Linked DNA regions of Homo sapiens: region 2 is linked to region 1. A link is a contact called in ENCODE Hi-C or POLR2A ChIA-PET data. All regions are on one chromosome and are shown on one strand. The core of a region is the stretch at or near the end of the contact, and the rest is flanking DNA. Distances in the headings are between cores, read along the strand shown.

What was found. A loop is a pair of places that touch in the nucleus more often than their neighbours do. ChIA-PET counts read pairs that join two places held with the same protein, here RNA polymerase II (POLR2A). Pooled maps may share reads with other maps.
Region 2: a loop to region 1 is called in a map of CD8-positive, alpha-beta T cell, with 23 times the contacts of the local background. The contact joins the promoter of EIF3J-DT here to the promoter of SORD in region 1. A Hi-C loop is called at or near these places in 1 of 168 maps with a recorded cell type or tissue (CD8-positive, alpha-beta T cell) and 7 of 50 pooled maps. POLR2A ChIA-PET finds 5 or more read pairs at or near these places in 1 of 52 experiments (WTC11).

Annotation. Positions count from the first base shown.
Region 1 is chr15:45,020,758-45,026,440 of GRCh38, reverse strand. SORD (sorbitol dehydrogenase) reads right to left here and starts at 3,246. Exons shown (of 9, transcript NM_003104.6): 1 at 3,092-3,246. The coding sequence starts at 3,157. RefSeq lists silencers at 445-733, 3,297-3,466 and an enhancer at 1,877-2,527.
Region 2 is chr15:44,533,509-44,539,191 of GRCh38, reverse strand. It overlaps EIF3J-DT (EIF3J divergent transcript), which reads left to right and starts at 2,269. Exons shown (of 2, transcript NR_034170.1): 1 at 2,269-3,149; 2 at 3,718-4,687. It overlaps EIF3J (eukaryotic translation initiation factor 3 subunit J), which reads right to left and starts at 2,045. Exons shown (of 8, transcript NM_003758.4): 1 at 1,955-2,045; 2 at 1,765-1,868. The coding sequence starts at 1,997. RefSeq lists silencers at 1,543-1,592, 1,613-1,922, 2,113-2,282 and enhancers at 2,453-2,902, 2,590-3,377.

The sequences.
Region 1 (5,683 bases), core at 1,997-4,496:
CCCCACTTCCTCTTATCTTTTTTGTAGTTCATATCCAACCAAGGCTTTTTTCCCCCCAAAATGCATTTGCTGACAATTTATTAAGCCCAGGAAATTCTGGGTTTCATTTTGGTCCTCTTGCAGAGAGGAAAATGGGTGGTTCCCCTCAAAGCTTCCCCAGGATTGTTCCTCCTAGTTGCTATCTCTGGTTTACTACTGACCCCAAACCCAAGCCACTGAGCCTATTTGTCTTAAGGAAAAGATGGAGGAGCAGTGATACCACACTCGGGGTCTGGGTTGGGCACTGTGGAGGTGCTGGTGGAAGACCATGCCTGAGAAGGAGTGGCGAGGGCCCAGAAGGTCTGTGTTGAGCTGCAGGTGCACCTGAGGCAGCACAGTGGGTCTCCTCTGCTGACAACTCTTTCTGCCCTTTCCCCTCCAGTGTTGGGGCTCTCTCCAGGGTAATGTCCTCCTCTTCTTTCCTTCTCACTCTACATGGTTCACTCAGCCCAGGCAAGCTCAGCCATCCATAATTCCCCATAGGGCACTATTTGGGACAGGACAACTCTTTGTTGTGCAAGATAGCACTATGAACTGAATAAAGTCCGCAGTAGTGCTCCTCAGTCATCGTGACAACCAAGCCTCCCTGACACATTTCCAAATGTCTCCTGGGTGGCGGGGCAGTGCAGTACTGCTCAGTAGAGGAGCAAAGGACTCCTGAGTTTACATTTCCACCCCTGATAGTATCCCTGCACTCCAGACCCCTGCACCCAAGGAAATTTCTCAAAGGCACCTTGTGTCCTGTCCCAGAGACATCTTTTTTTTTTTTTTTTTTTTGACATAGTTTTGCTGTCATTCAGGCTGGAGTGCAGTGGTACGATCTCAGTTCATTGCAATCTCTGACTCCCAGACTCAAGCGATTCTCAGCTTCCCAAGTAGCTGGGATTACAGGCATGTGGCACCACACCCAGCTAATTTTTGTATTTATAGTAGAGACAGTTTCACCGTGTTGGCCAGGTTGGTCTCAAACTCCAGACCTCAAGCGATCTGCCTACCTTGGCCTTTCAAAGTGCTGGGATTACAGGCATCAGCCACCACACCTGGCCTCCAGAGACATCTTAAACTCAACTTTTCAAACCTGATCTCATCATTTTAATCTACTCTGACTAGTAAATGACGCTACCACTTCCCATTCTCAAACTGAGCCTAGGTGTTTTCCTAAATCCTCCTCTGAACTCTTTTACCCAGCTAGTGTTCCAGCACACAACCAAAGGTGAAATTCTCTAGCCCATCATATTTTCTAGATACTTCAGGTTACAGCCACCCCAACCTAGCCCCTAATCCAGTCAGAGAGTGGGTTCTAATGCAAAGCTGATGAGATCAAGGTTAGTTCGCTGCTGCTCTAATCTTCAAAGCTTTGTCTACGGAACCATAGTAGAGGTAGTCTGCCTGAGCAGTGGAAGACCATGAGTTTGAGGTAAGATGAAGGAGAACTTAACTGTGTTTCTGCACCTTAGGTGCATGACTTTTAAGCAGGCTCTGAGCAGATAGAGGGCCAAGGGCCCCTCCCTGTGGCGTCTTTTCTCTCTGAGGCCTCCATCAAAGCCCTCGGGCTCTGTCATAATTGTTGACTTTATCTGTCTGCCTCCCTCAGTAAACTTGGGAGCAGGGGCTGTGTCCTCCTTTCTGGGCCCTCAGCCCAGTGCCTGGCACATGGCAGGCACCCTTTCATGAGTGAATGTTTGTGGAATGAAGTACTGAGTTGGAAATCACTCTGCAAGCTGGGTAGAGCTGGACCACTTTCCCTTACTCATAATACCATCTGGCATTTGCAACAGTAAACACTAACAGCCTCACTTTAATTCAGGACCTTGGGTGGAGGCTCCAAAGAGTGGAATGAGCACTAGAATGGGGAGTCTGAACATCTGAGTCCTTGTCGTGGCTCTGTTAACTAACAAAACCTATCACCTTGGGTATGGTACTTTCTTCAACTGAGGAGATGGAGAGTCAGCTGGGACAAGGGTTCTATAGAGGGGCTTAGAGCGGCTTAAAGGGAGTCCTTGAGCAGTCTGAAATTGTTGCCAAACTCAGTCTATTTGCATTCTGTGGAGGGGACACCACAGATTCTTAAATAGTCAAGAACTGCTAACCTGGATAAGCTTCTGAATTACTGCAGTTTACATACTGACGCATGTACTTTGAGGGAAAAGAGGTACAGGGGAGCAGCAGAGATGGCTGGCACTCATCCCACATACCCACTGCCATCCCAGGCCCATCTGAGAGGGACTTTGTCAAGGGAGGCTTGGCATGACTAGGCTGCTGACTCAGCCACTTCCTAAACTTTGGTGCCACAAGCCAGGGAGCAAAAGGCAGGGTCTAAGGCAGAGGACACACATACAGAATGCTCCTAAAGGGACAGAGGCACGGGATTGGAAAGAAAAACTGCTGGAAAGTGAACCAGACAGGGTCTTAGGGAGAGAAGGATCCTTACAGACAAGGGAGCTATCAAGATCCACAAGTCTGGCACAGGCAAGGGGAACAGCAGGGGTTCTGGAGATGGAGGCCTAGACTGGAAGGAAAGGAGAAGGAGCTGGCACTTCCTGAGCACGTACTAAGTGCTGAGTACTCTTGTGATCATCATAATCCTGCAAGGGAGGTTTATCAGTCCCAAGCAAGGGAGTTAAATACAAGTTCTGCTGTTTCTAAGTGTCCTCTGGCCCCCCTTTCTCTGCTCTGCACGGTCTGCCCCGATAATTCAGACAGCCTTAGCATTTCCTTTGGAAAGGTCAATGACAAGAGGCTGGACTATGAATCTGCAGCTGGCAAAGGAGAGAGAAAGCTTCATTCAAACAGTTTGCAACCGTCCTGGGCACCGGCCACGTGCCAGCCACGGGGCTAGGTTCCGGGAGGCACACGACTAGATCCCTGCCCTTCGCAACAGCCACTACCTGCTGCCCCCACACCCCGAGGGGAACCAGCTGGGATCTGGGCAGCCAGGGCGCTTAAGGTGCGGGGCCGGCGCCAGGCTGGAAGTGGGAAGCCAGGACTATGGCTGGGCTCAGAGGAGAGTGAGGCAGGATCGGTATGCTTCCCACCCTCCTTCCCAGCTTACCAGGCGCAAGTCCCCCGGTCCGTGCACCACCAGGGAAAGGTTGTTGGGCTTGGCCGCCGCCGCCATGGAGCTCTTTTGGCTCTGGAGTGCGGCCTGGAAGGCGCGGGACGTTTGGTCGCTCTGGTGGCGCTACCCAGCCGAGGGTCCAGGGCACTGGATGGAAGGTGGGGCCTGGGAGAAGCGCCGCACGCAGGGGCGGGACTAGGCTTCCTCCTTTGTGCCAGCCTGGGCGGCGCTAGCGTGGAGGGGCGGGGCTTCCCAGCCTCCTCCAGACCCGGAGGCGGGGCGGGGCTTCGGGAGGGGGCTGGGAGCGAGAAGCCCGGGTGCTGGCTCCATCTGCAGCGCGCTGTTTTTTTTGTTTGTTTGTTTGTTTGTCGCCGAGGCTGGAGTACAGTGGTGCGATCCCGGCTCACTGCAAGCTCTGCCTCCCGGGTTCAAGCCATTCTCCTGCCTCAGCCTCCCGAATAGCTGGGACTACAGGCGCCCACCACCACGTATTTTTGTTTAGTAGAGACGGGGTTTCACCGTGTTAGCCAGGATGGTCTCGATATCCTGACCTCGTGATCCACCCGCCTCCGCCTCCCAAAGTGCTGGGATTACAGGCGTGAGCCACCGCGCCGGCCCTGCAGCGCGCTGTTTTTGCCGCCTCACATGCAAGCACACACGGCTGCCTTGAAAACCGCCTGCAGAGGCAGTAGGCACCAGACCAGCGCTCTCAAACGTTAGCTGCAGAAGAATTGGGGTGGGGAATGTGAGGCGCTGTTGAGAATGCACATTCTCAGGACCAGCACAGAGATTCTGATACAGTAGGTCTAGGTCTGAGGTGCTGCCTGAGGGTCCATATTCCTAGCAACGAGAATGCTGAGGCTGTGGGTGGAGCACGGTGTGCACTTTGCGAGACAGGTGCTACCATGACGCAGCGTCCACGTCGGCCCTTTGTCTCCAGCCCCCAGGAAAGGGCCTGGCACGAGTAGGAGTAAATGAATTCGTGCATCATTACATGGGCCTGGTGCTTAAGTATAAAAAAGACATGAGGCCGGGCGCAGTGGCTCTTGCCTGTAATCCCAGCACTTTGGGAAGCCGAGGCAGGTGGATCACCTGAGGTCAGGAGTTCGAGACCAGCCTGACCAATATGGTGAAAACCCCGTCTCTACTAAAAATACAAAAATTAGCCGGGCATGGTGGCATGCGCCTTAATCTCAGCTACTCGGGAGGCTGAGACAGGAGAATAGCTTGAACCTGGGAAGCAGAGGTTGCAGTGAGCTGAGATCATGCCATTCAACACCAGCCTGGGCAACAAGAGTGAAAATCTGTCTTTAAAAAAAAAAAAGCCATGAAATGGAATTTGTGAACCTCTTTCTCTCAACTGGATCTGCTGCTTCTATTCAAAGCAGAGTTTCTGCCCAAACTCTTCCTTCAAGCCTCTCAGCCCTCTGAGAAACAGTGAGGTTTTACTCTCTGAGGAGAGAGGCGCTTCTAGATAGGCCTAAGTCTATAAGGCCCCTCCCTCCTTTGAGGATAATGCTCAGGATTTCATTCCCTTACAGTCCCCCCTCCCCAATATGTAACCGCCCAATGGATTCACCTTGCCTGCTGCCTAGACAAAACTAATTTATCAAGACAGGGGAACTGCAATAGGGAAAGAGTTCATGCAGAACCAGCTATGCAGGAGACTGGAATTTCATTATTGCTCAAATCCGGCTCCCCAAGCATTCGAGCATACGGGGACTCAGAGTTTTTAAGGATAGTTTGATGGGTGGGGAAAGGCCAGTGAGTCAGGAGTGCTGATTGTTTGGGTCAGAGATGAAATCATAGGGGATCTAAGCTGTCTTCTTGGACTGAGTCAGTTTCTGGGCGAGGGCCACAAGGTCAGATAAGTGAGTTTATCAATCTGGTTGGTGCTACGCCTTGAGGGACCGGTGCCAGTATAGGCTGTATTTGTTCCTTGCTGAGGGCCCTGGTTCCTCTGGCTAAGATTAGGCCTAGATATTTGACTTGTTGTAGGCAGAGCTGGGCTTTCAGTTTAGACACCTTGCCCGCTTGATTACCTAGAAAGTTCAAGAGATCTAGAGTAGCCTGCTGGCATGAGGCTTCCAAATTGGTAGCCAAAAGTAAATCATCCAGATTCCGTTCCAAGATGGCCAAATAGGAACAGCTCCGGTCTGCAGCTCCCAGTGTGATCGATGCAGAAGACGGTGATTTCTGCATTTCCAACTGAGGTACCTGGTTCATCTCATTGGGACTGGTTGGACAGTGGCTGCAGCCCATGGAGGGTGAGCCGAAGCAGGGAGGGGCATTGCCTCACCCGGGAAGCGCAAGCGGTTGGGGGATTTCCCTTTCCTAGCCAAGGAAAGCTGTGACAGACTGTACCTGGAAAATCAGGACACTCTCACCCAAATACTGCACTTTTCCAACGGTCTTAGCAAATGGCACACCAGGAGATTAAATCCTGTGCCTGGCTCAGTGGGTCCCACGCCCACAGAGCCTTGCTCACTACTAGCACAGCAGTCTGAGGCAGCAGCCTGGCAGGGGAGGGGCGTCCGCCATTGCTGAGGCTTGAGTAGGTAAACAAAGCAGCCGGGAAGGTTGAAC
Region 2 (5,683 bases), core at 1,020-3,519, 490 kb after region 1:
AGCCAGGCGTGGTGGTGCGTGCCTGTAATCCCAGCTACTTGGGAGGCTGAAGCAGGAGAATCACTTGAACCCAGGAGGTGGAGGTTGCAGTGAGCCAAGATCGCGCCATTGCACTCCAGCCTGGGCAACAAGAGCGAAACTCCATCTCAAAAAAAAAAAAAAAAAGAATTATATTCATCAAGATCGATACCATTTAGATCCCTTAATCCCAAGGAAGTTATTCCATGACATTAGTCTAGACTATCCATTAAAACTTCATTTTCTGCAACTTCTTTCCTAATATCTCTAATCTTTTCTCTGCATTTGTTAATTTATTCCCAAATTTCATAACAGATGTCTTAACTGCCACTTCCTATATGCATGGAAAAAAATGAAAGGACCAATATGAACCCAAGGCTCAAAACTGAAAATCTGCTACAATGTAGAGGGGTAACTAATATCTTGTAATGCGGCTGGTAACAAAATCTAGTCCCATGTTTCTACAACATGTAAATAAAGCATCTGAGTGTCTTCAAACAATAACCAGTCGATTTATTAACTTCAATGTGTGCAAAGCTCACAACATTCTTGAACCTCAGGCTGTCAGTAAATCGGACATCCACACATCCAACCTCATCGGACTGGGGAGAGAACAGAAAAACTCAAAACAACATTCCTATTAAGTTCATAGTGATTATCTAGCTTAAACTTTTCAGCCCAGGCAGGATTTATAGGGTTCTCCGTTTGTGTTTATAAATTAGGAGAAATTCACTAAATTAGGCAAAACCACAAAAAAAAATCATTTTCCATTTCACACAAAACTTTATCTGCACAAATATAACAAGATTTTGAGAACTTTGTTAATAAGAGTCTTAACATTTTGGATTTGAGACTTCTGTAACTACTGTAAAAAAAAAAAAAAACCATGTAGAAGTAAATGTCACTTACAGCTGTATAATGAACCCTTCGGAGTTTTCAAAATCAAACGACTGAGGTAAAAATGATTATCTACAAGGCACAGACAAAACAACAACAACAACAAAAAACCACGGGCCCGTCATCTACAACCACCACCAAATCTTCAATATTTCCTTAGGTGTCGTATGTGTGTAGTTGAGTAACTGTCGTCTCTCCATTTCTCAGGTCACGGTGTGAACTACCTGGGTTTCTGTCCACTAACTGCGGGCTATCTCAGTGGTCAGTTCATTCTTTTTACCACAGGGTGGGGGAAGGGAGAGCCAAAAGTTATTTCCCTTTACTGTTTCTAGCTGTCTCGTGTGGGAAAAAAAGGTTGAAATTCAACTACAATATTTCACTCATCTAATCCCTCGAACAAACTGTATAAGTAGACCTCAGGGTCATAAATGAGTTACTGGCCCTGGGCTGACTTGAGCTCGAAAAGACAGGCGAGTCTCAAGGCTTTCCATATGGATAAGCTACAAGGCTCAATTCCCAACTTCCCGGTCTCATTCCTGCGAGAGGCTCCGGACCGCGAAGCTTGCACGTGGGCCGACCCGGCCGATGCTGTCACCTTTCGTCGCCAGCCGGCGGGTGGGATCCACGCCGGAGAGCAGACTCTCAACCGGCGAGGGAGTCCGGGAGGCCACGCTGCCAGTCTTCGGCCCACACATGGCCGGCAAGCGGAGGGGAAGAGAGCACCGCCAGGCCCTATGCTCGCGCCTGGACCCACGGCCCGCAGGCCCCGGCAGCGACCCGGGGCCCAGAGTCGGCCGGCAACAGCGCCAGCCCGCTTCCGCGCTGCCCGGCGCCCTAGCCCGCACCCACCTTGACGTCCTCGTCCTCGTCCTCGCCTTCCCAGCGGTCCCCGCCGGCAGTGCCGCCGCCCCCCACCTTCCGCACTGGGTCTTCCACGGAGAAAGCGTCGGCGTCTACGGAAGAAAGCGAGCCGTGTTAGTGCCTGCCACTGCGTGGGGCCGGCGCCGGCCCGGGCCCTGCCCCAGCAACTTCTCCTCACCCCAGGAGTCCGAGTCCCCCGCCGCCGCCGCCGCCGCCGCCATCTCGAGCCGGGTGTGAGCGTGTGTGAGAGGGAGAGCTAGCGAGGAGTTAGCACGGCGGAGGTGAGTCACTGGGTTTGCTCTCGTTGACCGGCGCGGAGCAGGATGGGACCGTGGCTGACTGTGCGCCGAGCCGAGGCCACGCCCCCTCAGGCGGCGGCGGCGACGCGCGCGGGTAAGAAGTGGGCGGGGAACGCGGTCGGTGGCGCTGCGGGGCTGAGGGAGAGGCGGAGGGGGGGGCGGAGGGGGGCGGAGGGAGGGGCGGAAAGAGCAGAGGGAGGGGCACAGGGGGCTGAGGAGTGCTGGGTCGGGCTTCCAGCTCCCTACAACGCAGACCAGTACTGGAGTTCGTGGTGCTGGAAGACCGCCGCCCGACTCTGGGCCCCGGGTAGGAAACGTAAGTGCCAGGAAGTTAGCAGAGTGGTTCTTTGGCTGGCGCCTGAACCTCGCCAGTCTTCGTCGCCCCTCCCCTGCCAACGCCTACCCCGCTTCGACCGGAGGGTGCGCTGTCCCTCTGGTCACTGTGATCACCGTCCATGGCCGCCTGCGGATACCCACGCCGTGCTCAGAAGAGGGCTCTGAGGCCACGCCCGCCTGTGGGGTCGGTGGCCGGGCTTCCGGGACCCCAGAGGGAGTCGTCGCGCGCTAGGTGGAGGGGACCCCTCTGGAATCCGGCGATCCCCGGGCGCAGATGCAGGAGCGGGTGGGGAGAGCCGCGTTCCTGGCATGTTTGCCTCGAGTTAGTCACGAAGGAATCGAAGAGAGCCTTAGTCTTCGAGGCTTTTCCCTTCCTGTGAGCCCCTTTGAGGCCAGCACATTGATTTTTTTTTCTTTCGCAGAACAATTTCGGACCTCCTGGGGTCTATGCTAGGTATGAGGTGTATCTTTGCCCTCCATCAAGTAGCAAAGATGGACATGTAAACAAATTTCGACACTGTGATGACTGCCACAAAAAGCAGCATTATGAGGTTGAATGTAAAAGGATAACCTTAGCGGCGGCGGGGGCCGGAGGATGAAGGAAGGCTTCCTGAGGTAGGCGCTGGTTGAAACTGAAGTTGGAGAGAGCAAGTGGCATTTGCTGAAGTGCATTTCCGGTAGAAAACTCCAGTGGTCCCTCACCTGACTGAGTGGCGCAGTCAGAGATAAATGGAACAGGTACACTGACCAGAAAGGGCAAGATGGGCTAAACTTCGCCGTTGGGCCACTGGGCTCCCCCGCAGGATTTTAAAGAGCTAGCCAGTAGATGGATTTTGTTTTTGTTATTTTCGCAATTTATTTTCAAATATGTAATACGCGAACTTGGTACAACATTCATGTGATAAAAAGGTAGATACGTGGGCAGGACGCGGTGGCTCACGCCTGTAATCCCAGCATTTTGGGAGGCCGAGATGGGCGGATCATTTGCTGTCAGGAGTTCGAGACCAGCCTGGCCAACATGGTAAAACCCCACCTCTACTAAAAATACAAAAATCACCTGGGCGTGGTGGCGGGCGCCTGTAATCCCCACTACTAGGGAGGCTGAGGCAGGAGAATCGCTTGAACCCGGGAGGCGGAGGTTGCAACAGTGAGCCGAGATCGCGCCACGGCTCTCCAGCCTGGGCGACAGTTAGACCCGTCTCAAAAAAAAAAAAAAAACAAAAAAGGTAGATACAACGATCAGCTGCTCCGCTCCGTTCTTTCTAGTGGTAACCATTGTTCCCCCTTTCTGGTGTTATCTTTTCAGAGTCTACAAATAAACATTTTATAAAGATGATCCTTCAATACATATTCTACAGCCCAGTTAAAATGTGAGAGGCCATGATCTACAGACAGCCATTTATAAAGGTGGATCAGGGCCGGACACGGTGGCTCAACGTCTGTAATCCCGGCACTGTGGGAGGCCAAAGCGGGAGGATCGCTTGAGCCCAGGAGTTCGAGACCAACCTGGCCAACATGGTGAGACCCCATCTTTACAAAAAAATATATATATCCAGGCATAGTGGTGTGCACCTGTGGTCCTGTGGTCCCAGCTACTCAGGAAGCTGAGGCAGTTGAGGCTGCAGTGAGCCACGTTCTGGCCACTACACTCCAGCCTGGGCATCAAAGTGACAAGACCAAAAAAAAAAAAAAATGTGGATTGGAAGGAGGCAAGAAAGAAGTCAGGAAAAGGGTGGAATGTAAGTCCCTAAGGACACAATCTTACTCACAATTGTATCTCCAACATTTGGCATAATGCCTAATACGTAAGTATTTTATGAATTAATTAAACGAGAACACAAGCCTAAATTAAGGCAATGGCAATGGAGAAGAAGAAACCAACTTGAGAAATATTTAAAGGTCATTGTCAATGGAACTTAGTGACTTTAATGGTTAATTTTATCTATCAACTTGGCTAGGCGATGCTACCCATGTTACTCAGTTTTTGGTCAAACACTAGTCTAGTTGTTGCTATGAATTGTATTTGTTAGATGTGATTAACATTTAAATCAGCAGACTTTGATTAAAGTACATTACCCTCTATAATGAGGGTGGGCCGCATCCGGTCAGTTCAAATTAAAACGAGACCCTTAAGAAGAAGCAATTCAGCCTCCAGACTGCAGCGTCAAATCTCCCTGGGTCTCCAGGCTGTTTGTCTGCCCTGCAGATTTCAGACTTGCCAGCTCCCAGAATAATGTGAGCCAATTCCTTAAAATAAATCTCTTTCTGCATATACACATCCTATTGATTCTGTTTCTCTGGAGAACCCGTACTAATATAGTGTCTGACTAGATATGAAGGAGGAGGGGAAGGGAGAAATAGATAGACGATGCCTTTGGATATTGAGTGACACTTATCTAGTTGCTTAAGTCAAAAACCTGAAAACTGGTTAGGCACGCCTATTACGGGCTCACGCCTGTAATCCCAGCACTTAGGGAGGCTGAGGCAGGCAGATCATTTGAAGTAATTCAAGACCAGCCTGGCCAACATGATGAAACCCCAAGACCACTAAAAATACAAAAATTAGCCGGGCGTGGTGGCACATGCCTGTAACCCCAGCTCCTCAGGAGGCTAAAGCAGGAAAATTGCTTGAACCCAGGAAACAGAGGTTGCAGTGAGCCGAGATTGTGCTACTCCACTCCAGCCTGGGAGAGACTCCATCTGAAAACAAACAACAAAAAAAAATGCTGGGCACAGTGGCTCACGCCTGTAATCCCAGCACTTTAGGAGGCTGAGGCGGGCGGATCACCTGAGGTCAGGAGTTCAAGACCAGCCTGGCCAATGTGGCAAACCCCATCTCTACTAAAAATAAAAAAAAAATTAGCTGGGCATGTTGGCGGGCACCGTAATACCAGCTACTCGGGAAGATGAGGCAGGAGAATCACTTGAACCGGGAGGCAGAAGTTGCAGTGAGCTAAGATCGCGCCATTGCACTTTAGCCTGGGCGACGAGCGAAACTCCCTCTCAAAAAAAAAGAAGAAGGCTGGGCGCGGTGGCTCATGCCTGTAATCCCAGCACTTTGGGAGGCCGAGGTGGGTGGATCACTTGAGGTCAGTAGTTCGAGACTAGCCTGGACATGGTGAAACCTGTCTCTACTAAAAATACAAAAATTAGCCAGGTATAGTGGCTCATGCCTATAATTCCAGCTACTTGGGAGGTTGAGGCAGGACAATGGTTTGAACCCAGGAGGCAGAGGTTGTAGTGAGCTGAGATTGTGCCACTGCACTCCAGCC